Linked DNA regions of Homo sapiens: region 2 is linked to region 1. Evidence: chromatin contacts called from ENCODE Hi-C or POLR2A ChIA-PET data. All regions are on one chromosome and are shown on one strand. Each heading gives the region's core, a stretch centred on a gene start or an enhancer-like site at or near the end of the contact. The rest is flanking DNA. Distances are from core to core; before and after follow the strand shown.

Region 1 (5,585 bases), core at 1,831-4,330:
GGGCTACAGTCAGTCCCTGTGTCTTTTCCTGCTCCTGGCAGCTGCCTGCCTTCCTTGGCTCATGTCCTCTTCCTCCGTCTTCAAACCCAGCAGTGGAGCCTCTTCGGCCTCCCCATCAAGGGGCTAGAAGCTTTGATGTCTGGCTGCTTCCAGGGTTCACCCTTTTTCTATTTTAGTTTTATTCTACTAGAATATAAACTGCAGTGGGCAGGCCCTTTTCCGCTCTGCTCACTGTTGAGTCCCATGCACTCAGAACTGTGCTTGGTCCATGGTAGGCACTCAGTCAATATTTGTTCAATGCTAAATGAAGAAACTAGCTTTTGTCATGCTTCATTTACTTACCCTTATGTAGGTGAAATAACCCTAATTTCTATCTGGCGGTGCACACAATTCTAAAGCTGACACCACAGCTCTGAAAAGCACATGATCAAGGTACAGGCCAATCCCCTGGCCACAGCAAGTGGCCAGAAGTGGGCATGGGCCTAAACGAGTCTAATCAGAGTAAAGCCCAAACAAATGTTTTTTTTTTTCTTCTGGACACATCTGAGGGAATGGAAGGAGAAAGCCATGGCTACAGAGGCAGAACAGAGGCGCAGGAAGAAAGAAGCCATTGGTTTCACTACGGAAGCACTGCAAGAAGCTTCAGCTGCAGGAAGACCCATATCTGGAGTTTTCAATGATGTGAGAACAAACTATTTCCTTCATTATTCACATCAAGTTCGGGCTGCCTGGAGTGAAACACATTCTAAAGCCAGTAGGTAGCATCACAAGTGCAAAATGAAAAAGGCACCCACAGAACTGGGACAAATTTTGTTTCATTGCACTGAGACTAGAAGGGACGAGACAGCTCATGTGGTCTGTGTTCCTGCCTTCAAGGAGGAGTAGAATCAAGAAATGGAAGAAGCCTTGGGGCTTTCAGGTCACCCACGCCTGTGTCTGACCCTTGGCTGTACACCAGATCACCTGGGGAACTTTGTAAAAACAGCTTCCTCCACCCCATTCCATTGCGTTGAGCCAAAATCTCTAGGGGTGAGGCTCATTATCTGTTTCACAAACTCCAAGTGATTCTGAGGGACCATCCCTTAACAACTGTGAACTTTCCTTTGGTAGAAGGAAGCAGCATAGCAGATCCTAATGCTAATGCCGACATCAAATTCAAAGCACTGAATGTGTGTATCATGGTCTTAGAAGTATGTATAACTCATTTCTGAATCACTTTATTGAAGACCCAAATTAATTAAATACTTAGACTATGCATGAGAGTCTGAAGGCCTTTCTCCTGTGTGTAAAAGGAATCTGTTTCACTGCTAATTGCTTTTTGTTTTTTCCTTCCTGTTTCTCAGATAAAATTTGGAGAGTTGAGATGACCAGAGAAGTGACTACTAGATAAATGGACTGTTATGGACCATTTTCAACCTATTTTTCTTCCTTTCACTGTAAACAATTAACGGCAGCTTCAGATTTAGCAAATTCAAGGAATCAATGATGTTATCAAGGGCCAAGGATTTTTTATATTTTCACTTTGCCATCCTCAACCATTTACTTTGGTCCTCGGGCTTGTCCCAAAATAGTTCTCAAATGACTAACTGCAGTGAGCATTGGTCTTCACACAACAGTCACCACAGCTAGCAGGATGGAAGAAAAGACGTTCATCCTCAAATCTTGTTTAAGTTTCTTTCAGCAAGAAGAAGACTCTCCACCCTTATGTCTCCCTGGGCAGAATTAATATCTACACGCCCTTTCCTAAAGCAGACACCATCCAGGGGAGGCAGTGATCATGATGAATTTAGTCCAACCCTGACCCACCCTTGGTAGGGTGGGGGTTACTTACCAGCCACTCCTGAAGCATAGAATGCCTTGTAGGGGGTGGAAATCAGGGTTTCTGTCAGGAAGAAGGAGAGGAATGTGGAATGGCTTGGCTGGGCCAGTAATCAACAGTGTCTAACCCGGTAAGCAGGAATTGAAGAAAGACAAGGGGAAAGATTTCTCCAGCCACCTTGAATTAAGTAATGAAAACTTGAATTATGCAAAGTATTAGTAATCTCCTATATTCTAACACTTGGTTTTTTGTTTTTTGTTTTTTTTTTGGTACATGAAGTCTTGCTCTGTAGCCCAGGCTGGAGTGCAATGGTGCGATCTCAGTTCACTGCAACCTCCACCTCCCAGGTTCAAGCGATTCTCCTGCCTCAGCCTCCCGAATAGCTGGGATTAGAGGTGCCCGCCACCACGCCCGGCTAATTTTTTTTTAATTAAAACTTGGAATATTTTGAAAAACTCCTTCCTCCTAGAGAGCTACCAAATGAAAATTTTTTTCTGATTATCTTTTTGTCATTTTTGGAATTAGGAGTGCTTTAGATATCTGAATTCATTCAACAAGCATTTATTGAGTGGCTGCTATGTGCCTGGTATGGCTCTAAGTGCTAGAGATGAAAAGAGTCACCAAAGTCTTTGCTATCATGGAGCCATCATTCTAATGGGGTAGGCAGACAGCAAATAAACAAGTCCTGCATGTCACATAGTGTCAGGTGGTGTCAAGCGGTAGACAGAGAAGCTCAACATGAGAAAGGAGGGGAGAGCAGCTCCACACACTCACAAAATGGGAGTGAGAACTTCAAGCCAGTGGATGTTGCCTAATATAGGCCAATAACCTTCCCTCCATCCACACAAAAAAAAAGAGCTTTGGCTTTCTGCTTTCTCCCTTCCTTTTAAAACGCAATGATTTCCTTTTTTTTTTTTTTTTTTTAAGCATCATCCACCTCTAAAAACCATCCCAATTGCAAATGCTAATATTTCATACAGTTATCCTTAACCAGCCCATGCAGGTAGAAGGGCAGGAACATGTGCAGAATACTGGGCAAAGGGGAAGGAAGTGAAGATGACTCAAATTTCCAGACTTGCCTTGGATATTTAGAAAACAGTCGTTTTAGATACAAGTGTACACTTTCACTTTGAATACTCCCCTCTCCTCTCTGACAAAGATTCTCTGCTTGACCAAACTTTAGTCAAGCTTCTGAAACTTCCCCTTGGCCCACCTGTGCACTTCCTTATAAAATTCTGCTTTAGTAAAGAGCCCTGTTAAGTCAGTTTAGGAAGAACCCCCCACCCCCGGATATCTTGTCAGGTTCCTCATCCTCCACCCTCCCCCAGGTGTTGTCTGAGCACCCTGGCCTGTCATCAGCGAGAGTCCTGTTGGGTCAGTGTATTCAGATCCCCGCTTACCCCTGATGTTTCCTCGAGTAATTTTCCATCCATTGAGCCCCATCCTGCTCCTTGGCTATCCGCCCATGCTGCATTTGAAGTTGAGCCCAATCTCTCTCCCGTGACCCCATGCAGCAGTCCCTGTAGCTATCTCCAAGGTTCTCAGTAACGTCCGCCTTACTGTCTTCAGCAAGTTTCATTCGATGTTTTCTTCTTTAACCTCTTTACCATCTCCACACAGAAATACTCTCCTTTTAAATGGACATTCAGTAACTGAGAGTGACATGGCTGCTCTATATTTAAAATTAACCTAGGAGTATGTTGTCTCTGAAAAACTGCACACCAGATTGCCTCACAGATCACAGCTGAGACAGACGTCCTCAAGTGAGCCCTCACAGGCTGCGTGGGAAGAATGGAAGAGGGGGTAATGAAGTGGGAGAGGGGGCTGTTCTCTCTTAATACACCTTGGTGGATATTTTTCTGCCCTCCAACCCCATTTCAAGTCTGCTCTGATGGAGACAAGTGACGAGAGTGAATCCTTCATGGGCTGTTTATGATCTCACACGCACACGCACATACACACCTGGGTCAATGCATTCCCCCTCTAGGGAATGCAGTTGCATGAATGCTGCCCCACCCATCCAGGAAAGCTGCAAGTTTGAGCAGCTCTGGCTCTGGAACCAAAGGCCTTTGTTTGAGGAATTACCAGGCACTAAGCAGAGGCAATTCAAAACCGGTTCCACCAGTGTGGCAAGGGGACTGATTCAAACTCCTCACGGGTTTCTCTGAGTGTAACAGACACAAGCAGCCCAGTTTCCTTTAAGGAGTCACAGGAAAGGTCAACCTAGTCAAGTGGTAGGGGAAAGACATCACTGGAAACCATTAGTCATGTGGACGACACGGGGCCATAACATACCAAGAAAAGCCACAATTGAGGTATAAAGTTGCTAGGCATGAAAGACCAGCAGAGAAGTCTTCCCAGGAGAAGGGACATTTTAGTTTGCCAGAGGGATGGTTTAAGAAGCTAAACCTTTAAAAAATGTCTTAAATATCATAAAATTCCACTTAGGAAATCATCTTAAAACTTACTAGGGAATACTTATTAGGCCAGGAAAGAAAACTCTAAGATATTTGAATATATCTCATAGAGATTATGAATAATTTTTTAAAAGAAAATTGTGTTGACAGTTTCCACCAATATTGCAATACCCTGTTTATAACTGACTGAATTAAAACAAAATTATTTGGAAATTATAAAACCATCTAAAACAATGGCCTCTCTACCTTGAAAGAAAGGTATTGCACAAATATAGCCTAGCTTACATATAAACATTTCAAGTATTCAAATAATACTAATTTCTTTCATTTATTAATTTATTTACAGTTATTGGGTAAGCAAGACTACAGGAATAAATGATCCAAAAGAAATGCTTAATAATTAAAAATTGATTGCACTACCATTGGACCCAGCAATTCCACTCCTATATGTATAGCTAAGAGAAATAAAACATCTCTATGCAAAACTTGGACACAGATGTTCATAGCAGCACTATTTATAATAATTATTTACAATAATCAACTGAGGAGTGGATAAATAAAATATGGCACATCCATACAATGGGATAATATTTGGCAATAAAGGAAAGAAGTACTGACATGTGTAACAAAATGGATGAACCTTGAGAACGTTATAATATGTGAAAGAAGCCAGTCACAAAAGACCACATACTGTCTAATTCCATTTATACGAAAAGTCCAGAATAGGCAAATTTATAGAGACAGAAAGCAGATTTGTGTTTGCCCAGATCTAGAGGGATGGAGATGAGAAGTTACTGTTAATGGGTAGGGGGGTTCTTTGTGGGATGATGAAATGGTCTAAACTTAACATGTGATGATGATCACACAACTCTGTGAATGTACCGGAACCACTGAATTGTACCCGTAAATGGGTGATTTTTATTGTATGTGAATTATATCTCAATAAAGATGTTTAGGCCGGGCGCGGCGGCTCATGCCTGTAATCCCAGCACTTTGGGAGGCCGAGGCAGGCAGATCATGAGATCAGGAGATCGAGACCATCCTGGCTAACACGGTGAAACCCCATCTCTACTAAAAATACAAAAAAAGTAGCTGGGCGTGGTGGTGGGCGCCTGTAGTCCCAGCTACTCAGGAGGCTGAGGCAGGAGAATGGCATGAACCCCGGGGGCAGAGCTTGCAGTGAGCTGAGATCGCGCCACTGCACTCCAGCCTGGGCGACAGAGCAAGACTCCATCTCAAAAAAAAAATGTTTAAAGGAAATTTATACTAACATTCATGAAACTATGAAATACAGTCTGCTCTCTGAAGAAATGCTGCTGCTATCCAAAAACAAACAAACAAACAAAAAA
Region 2 (5,585 bases), core at 1,393-3,892, 260 kb before region 1:
TTGGTATTTTTTAGTAGAGACGGGGTTTCACCATGTTGGCCAGGATGGTCTCCATCTCTTGACCTCGTGATCCACCTGCCTCGGCCTCTCAAAGTGCTGGGATTACAGGCATGAGCCACTGCCCCCAGACTAATTTTTGTATTTTTAGTAGAGACGAGGTTTCTCCATGTTAGCCAGGCTGGTCTCGAACTCCTAACCTCAGGTAATTTGCCCGCCTTAGCCTCCCAAAAGTGCTGGGATTACAGGCGTGAGCCACTGCACCCGGCCTAATCTTAAAATTTTTTAAACCTGCAAGGTTGACATCATTGTTCCCAATTTTCACAGGAGGAATTCATGCCAGTAGAGTTTAATTAATGAGCTCACAGTCCTCCACTTAGTGCTAGAGATAGGTCTCAGACCTGAATCTGGCTGACTCCAAAACATGCACTCTTATTAAAACTGCAATTTAATCAGGCTATTTTTTCAAGCAAATGGTCCTCTTGGTCTATTGAGATTCAGTTATTTATTTTCATTCAATTTCCTCTTTAATAACAACGGAATAGAATTCTTTATGTTGGAGATTGAGAGTATAAAGAGATTAATTGGGAAGAATCCAGGCTATGCTACGGATTTGCTCTGCTCTTAGCCTGGATAAATATTCGTGTCCTGCTATTTATAAGGAGTAACACGCAGGGGTGGTTTCCATGCAGTCTGTACATGCTTTTTCATTAAAGAACTGGTAAATGTTTCTAGCCCTGTGAGCAGGGCCAGAGCCTTGTCTTTGTCACAGTCCGTAGCCTCACCCTTTCCCCACTTCTAGGCCTGACCTTGCCAGATTACTCTTTTGAAGTAGTTCTGACTTCGCAAGATTCTCCCTGCAATTTCCTTAGGCTTTTTGCCTTCCATCAGGTGACCATAGTAACTGCAGGGCTATTATATCCCATTTCCTATCACTGTTGGCATTTGTGTTCATTCATATACAGTATTAAACCCGTCACTGAGTGCAGGATCCTTCGCTGTCAGGTCCTGAAGATTTTTGGACTCCTGATTTGTTCTGTAATTTTTTGTTCTTTGCTCTGCCTTCTCAAACCAGTGATTTCTCTGTGCCCACCAACACCTGAAGACGATCTTCCAAGGAAACGCACCTTGGCTCCAGTACCACAAGGTCAGTAACCCCTTTCTGGCTCTCTGCACCCTCTAGTCCATCCTTACTACCAGGCTCAGTAGACACCTGGTCTCTTCCTGGGTGTCTGTTGTTCACTCTAATTGTCAGCTCTCATGCTCCTACTGTCTTCCTGAATCTTGGATCTGTGCTCACATCATGCTTAGAAGAGCCATTTCTGCCACCCCTGTGGTTTTTGGTGGAGAGGATTAAGTTCCTTAGGAATAGATGGCTCTTTTCTCTATAGTTGCTTCCTGGATCCCCTTTGAAAAGATCTCTTCCACAGCTTCAGGGTAAGGGACAAAAAGATCTGCATTTAATATGCAGGCTTTGCAACCAGGCTTGCAACTGCTTTTCCTGCAGAAAACCCTTATAGTATCTAAAAATTATTTTACTATTTCATGTTCTGCCCCCTTGCATATAGGTTACACATTTTTATCGCCATGTTATAAATTATGTAATGTAGTTTTTAATATAGTTAATATAAGTACAATATACTAAAAGAGCTGATGCTGCTATTTTAAGCATCGAAGTTAAGCTATAAAATACAGACTTGAACTCTGGTGCTGATAGTAAATACCATTTTTCTGTTATTTTGTCGTGATATAGTTACGAGTGCTCTGATAAATAACATATGCTTATTACTCATGCCATTTCCTCCAAAATGAACTCTTTAAAAATTTAAACACAAGTCTAGTACAATAACATTTCACAACATGGCTAAAAATAAAAGGAATCACATTTGATGAGCATTTACTATATGCCATGCTCTGAGCTAAGCACTTTGCAGACATTATCTCACGTAGTTCCTCAACAACAAGAGGCTGGTCCTATAACAATAATTGTCAGTGAGACAGCTGAAGCTCAGAGGAGTTAAATAACTTTCAAGTCTCAGAATGAGGCCACAATGGAGCTTAACTCCAAAGTCCAAACCTTAACTATCAAGTGATATTGGCCTCCCAAAACTAGATAAAGATAAAAGGTGTGTTTGTGCATCTGTGTGTGTGTGTGTTAAAGAGAGAGAGTGAGAGAATCAGATACTCAGAGCATAACAAACTGCAGGGTCTCACCAAATAGTTTACTGGGAAGAAATCTTCATTCTAGATTCAAAACACTTACATATAGTAAGCCAAAAAATATGACGGTATTTTTATTATACATAACCTATCATTTATACAGTTTTACAGTGTTGCAGAAAATTTCTTAAGGCATAGTACTAACAATCAGATTTGTTTTCATTGTTTAAATGTGGCTCATGAAAAACAAACAGCAAATGAGTCCAATAATTCCTTAACTCCAAACCATGGTTAATGGTGAGGTGCACAGGAAGCTGAATTAAGTTTTTCCCCCTTTCAGCCTACAAAATTACCACTTAGTATATTACCACTTTACAGTGACAAATAGGCAACTTCTTTACCCAGATTTCATTGTAAAGGGTTGTGGTGTTAATAATAGCATTCACAGTGAGTCACTGTGCCAATAGCGCCAGCCACCACAGTCATGATACTATATTTATTACAGGGAGATGGTGTTATTAAGGCTACAAAACCAGACATGCCATTTGTCATCTTGCCATTAATCTGGAAAAAAGCAAATGACTCCAGTTCAGCCCCAGAGTAGGTCCAAGAAGTTCTCATTTGTCCCTAGATTGATGAGAAAGTGCCAGGGTCTCTTTAATCCCTTCCCTATTTTGCCATTTCAGTCAATGCTGGCCCTTGAGAGTTGTGTTGGCACAATCTATATTGCCTGCCCTTGCTGGAGGCCTTGGGGGCATCAACTATTGCATGCTGACATTCACAAAGGGGCTCTGGGATTTTCCAAAAAACAAAACAAAACAAAACCACTTTTCCCCCAAGTTATAGGACATAAGTCCTTCTAACTGGACACCAAGATCTCCTAAATCAACATCACTGAAACTCACAGTGAAATTACTTATCAAAATAGACACTCCTTTATAAACCTTGTGATGGAGACTGTGAGTTGGCTACCTCAACATGCAACCCCTCCTCCTTCTGATTAGAAAGATTGGACATCTAAAAATGATCTTTCCAAACCCCCTTACAGCTCGGGTTCTGGATATGCATTGTACTCTGCCCAGTACATGAATCTTGGGAGAAGTAGAAGGGAGAAATGAGATGGAGGCCATATTGATGCCAATGTTTTGGTCATTTTTTTCTGCAGCAATGTCCCAGTTCCTGTTCTCAGCTTCCTAGGTGTGGAGGGCAGTTGAGCAGCAATGGTCATGCCTTGATTCCAGCTTCCTGACCGCTGGAACACAGCTGCAAAGCTGCACTCTTGAACTCACGGCTCTAGTAGCAGTCTCAGGAAGAGTACCTCCCCAGGGTGTCAGATCCATACGTTCTTGGACCTTTAAAGCAACCCAAGCCTTTAATGTTGCACTAACAGGATTGTCTGCCACAGGAAGGGCACACTCTCCAGCACCCCCCCGGTGAGGCTAGTGGACCAAGAGAGCAAAGACATGAGCTGTGGAGGAAAGTGGACAGGAATGCTCCTTCCAGGAAGCAGATCTAGGGCCTAATCAAGGACCTCACTTCATTGCCAGGACTCAAGTTTTCCCTATTCCCACCTAGCAGGAATTCATAATTCCCATTAACTAATGACTGCCATGTGCTTCCCATTCTTTGCTTTTCTAAATGAGATACTTATGGAAATTACCCCATTCCTACTTCTCCATGTATTTTGGGTGTGGGGTGGAGGACATAACACTTTTCTATTCATTTATGGGCCAGCAAACCCAATGATCCACTTCCAGCCCTGCCGGAGAGGATGGCACACCACCCAGAGATCTTGGACTCTGAGTTGGTTTTAGTCACTGGAAGGGTGTTTGGATTGTCTCCTTCAGGGAAGGAGTGAATGCATTCAGTATGTGAGGAGTATGCATATTTGGAAAGCAAGAGGGAGGGACTGTGGTAGAGACTAATTGTCCACTAAAATCCATTAAGGGACAATGACTGCCACAGTATCAAATCTATCTCTCAGCATCCCTTACAGTTTAGTATTGTCATGTTAGTAAATTCTGGCTGATGGAATGCGAATAGAAGTGACTTCTGTCTCTTTGTAGTGCCCCACAAAAGGAAGGGGTGTGTGCTCCCCACCCTTTCCCCTTTCCTGCTGCCTGGGAAATGAGCTTTGGGAAAGAGAAGACACTTATTGAGAATGGCAGAGCACCCCACTGGTACTGGCCTGATTAATTCTGGACTGTCAGGTGACAGATTTATATTGCTGTCTTATTCAAGCCGTTGTGTACTTGGATTGCTTCACTATAAAAGCTTATTTTGTACCTTAATATTTGTATTTTATACTAATGCAGAAACAAATAGAAAAGCTGATGACTAGCTGAACCTAGGACAAAATCTGGCAAACTAGAAATAGAAATTAGAAACACATATAATGTTACCAGTTCTTACCATTACAACTCCTGGGACTTTGTATTTCTGTGGTGTCTGTTGTAATCTGGTTTTTTTTTTTTTTTTTTTTTTTTTGGAGAAATAGTCTTACTCTCTTGCCCAGGCTGCAGTGCAATGGTGTGATCTCAGCTCACTGCAACCTCCACTTCCTGGGTTCCAGCGATTCTCCTGCCTTAGCCTCCCAAGTAGATGGGATTACAGGAGTGTGCTACCACGCCCGGCTAATTTTTGTATTTTTAGTAGAGACGGGGTTTCACTATGTTGGCCAGGCTGGTCTCAAACTCCTGACCTCAGGTGATCCACCCGCCTTGGCCTCCCAAAGTCCTGGGATTACAGGCATGAGCCACCACTCCTGGCCGGTCTGTTGTGATCTCCAAGGCATCTTCATTTCCATCTCCTCCTTTCTCTTTTCAGAAGCTGGTATCCTCATGATCTTTCCATTGTCCCTTTCTCTGAACCCATCAGTATATATGGAGAATAGAAGACAACTCCTAAGTATTGGGCACTTTCTCCATGCCTGACACTTTGCTACGCACTTTATATGATGCGAGGTATACAGTATTATTATCACTATTTCTCACATGAGAAAAGCGCAGCTCAGAGATACTTATTAATTTCACCGAAAGTCATTTGTCTAAGTGACTAGTGGCACCTAGCTAAAAGTCAGTTTTTCTGACTTTAAAACTTAGAGATACACAGTTATTATACACAGCTCTATTCATGCAATTTCAGGTGTCACTGAGTTGAATAGAAAGTGGGTTTCCTATCTGTGTTATATGTAGAGTCCCTGTATCATGACACATAAATATTCACATATTTTTGGAAAGTACATTAACACTTCAGCTCTTTGGGGACTTTTTTTTTTTTTTTGAGACGGAATCTCGCTCTGTCGCCCAGGCTGGAGTGCAGTGGCATGATCTCGGCTCACTGCAAGCTCTGCCTCCTGGGTTCACGCCATTCTCCTGACTCAGCCTCCCAAGTAGCTGGGACTACAGGCACCCGCCACCATGCCTGGC

The links. Hi-C counts contacts between places; a loop is a spot of excess contacts on that map. ChIA-PET counts read pairs that join two places held with the same protein, here RNA polymerase II (POLR2A). Pooled maps may share reads with other maps.
Region 2: POLR2A ChIA-PET joins it to region 1 with 15 read pairs in OCI-LY7. The contact joins two enhancer-like sites. A Hi-C loop is called at or near these places in 1 of 50 pooled maps. POLR2A ChIA-PET finds 5 or more read pairs at or near these places in 2 of 52 experiments (OCI-LY7 and activated T-cell).

Annotation. Positions count from the first base shown.
Region 1 is chr6:138,816,391-138,821,975 of GRCh38, reverse strand. All of the region lies in intron 4 of ECT2L (epithelial cell transforming 2 like), which reads right to left. Among named protein-coding and RNA genes, the nearest start is that of ECT2L, 23 kb to the right of the region's middle. Within about 2 kb of position 3,080, at least 11 of the 41 ENCODE cell types and tissues checked have a DNase peak (open chromatin) inside an H3K27ac peak, as active enhancers do.
Region 2 is chr6:139,077,753-139,083,337 of GRCh38, reverse strand. No RefSeq gene overlaps it. Among named protein-coding and RNA genes, the nearest start is that of ABRACL, 52 kb to the right of the region's middle. Within about 2 kb of position 2,642, at least 3 of the 41 ENCODE cell types and tissues checked have a DNase peak (open chromatin) inside an H3K27ac peak, as active enhancers do.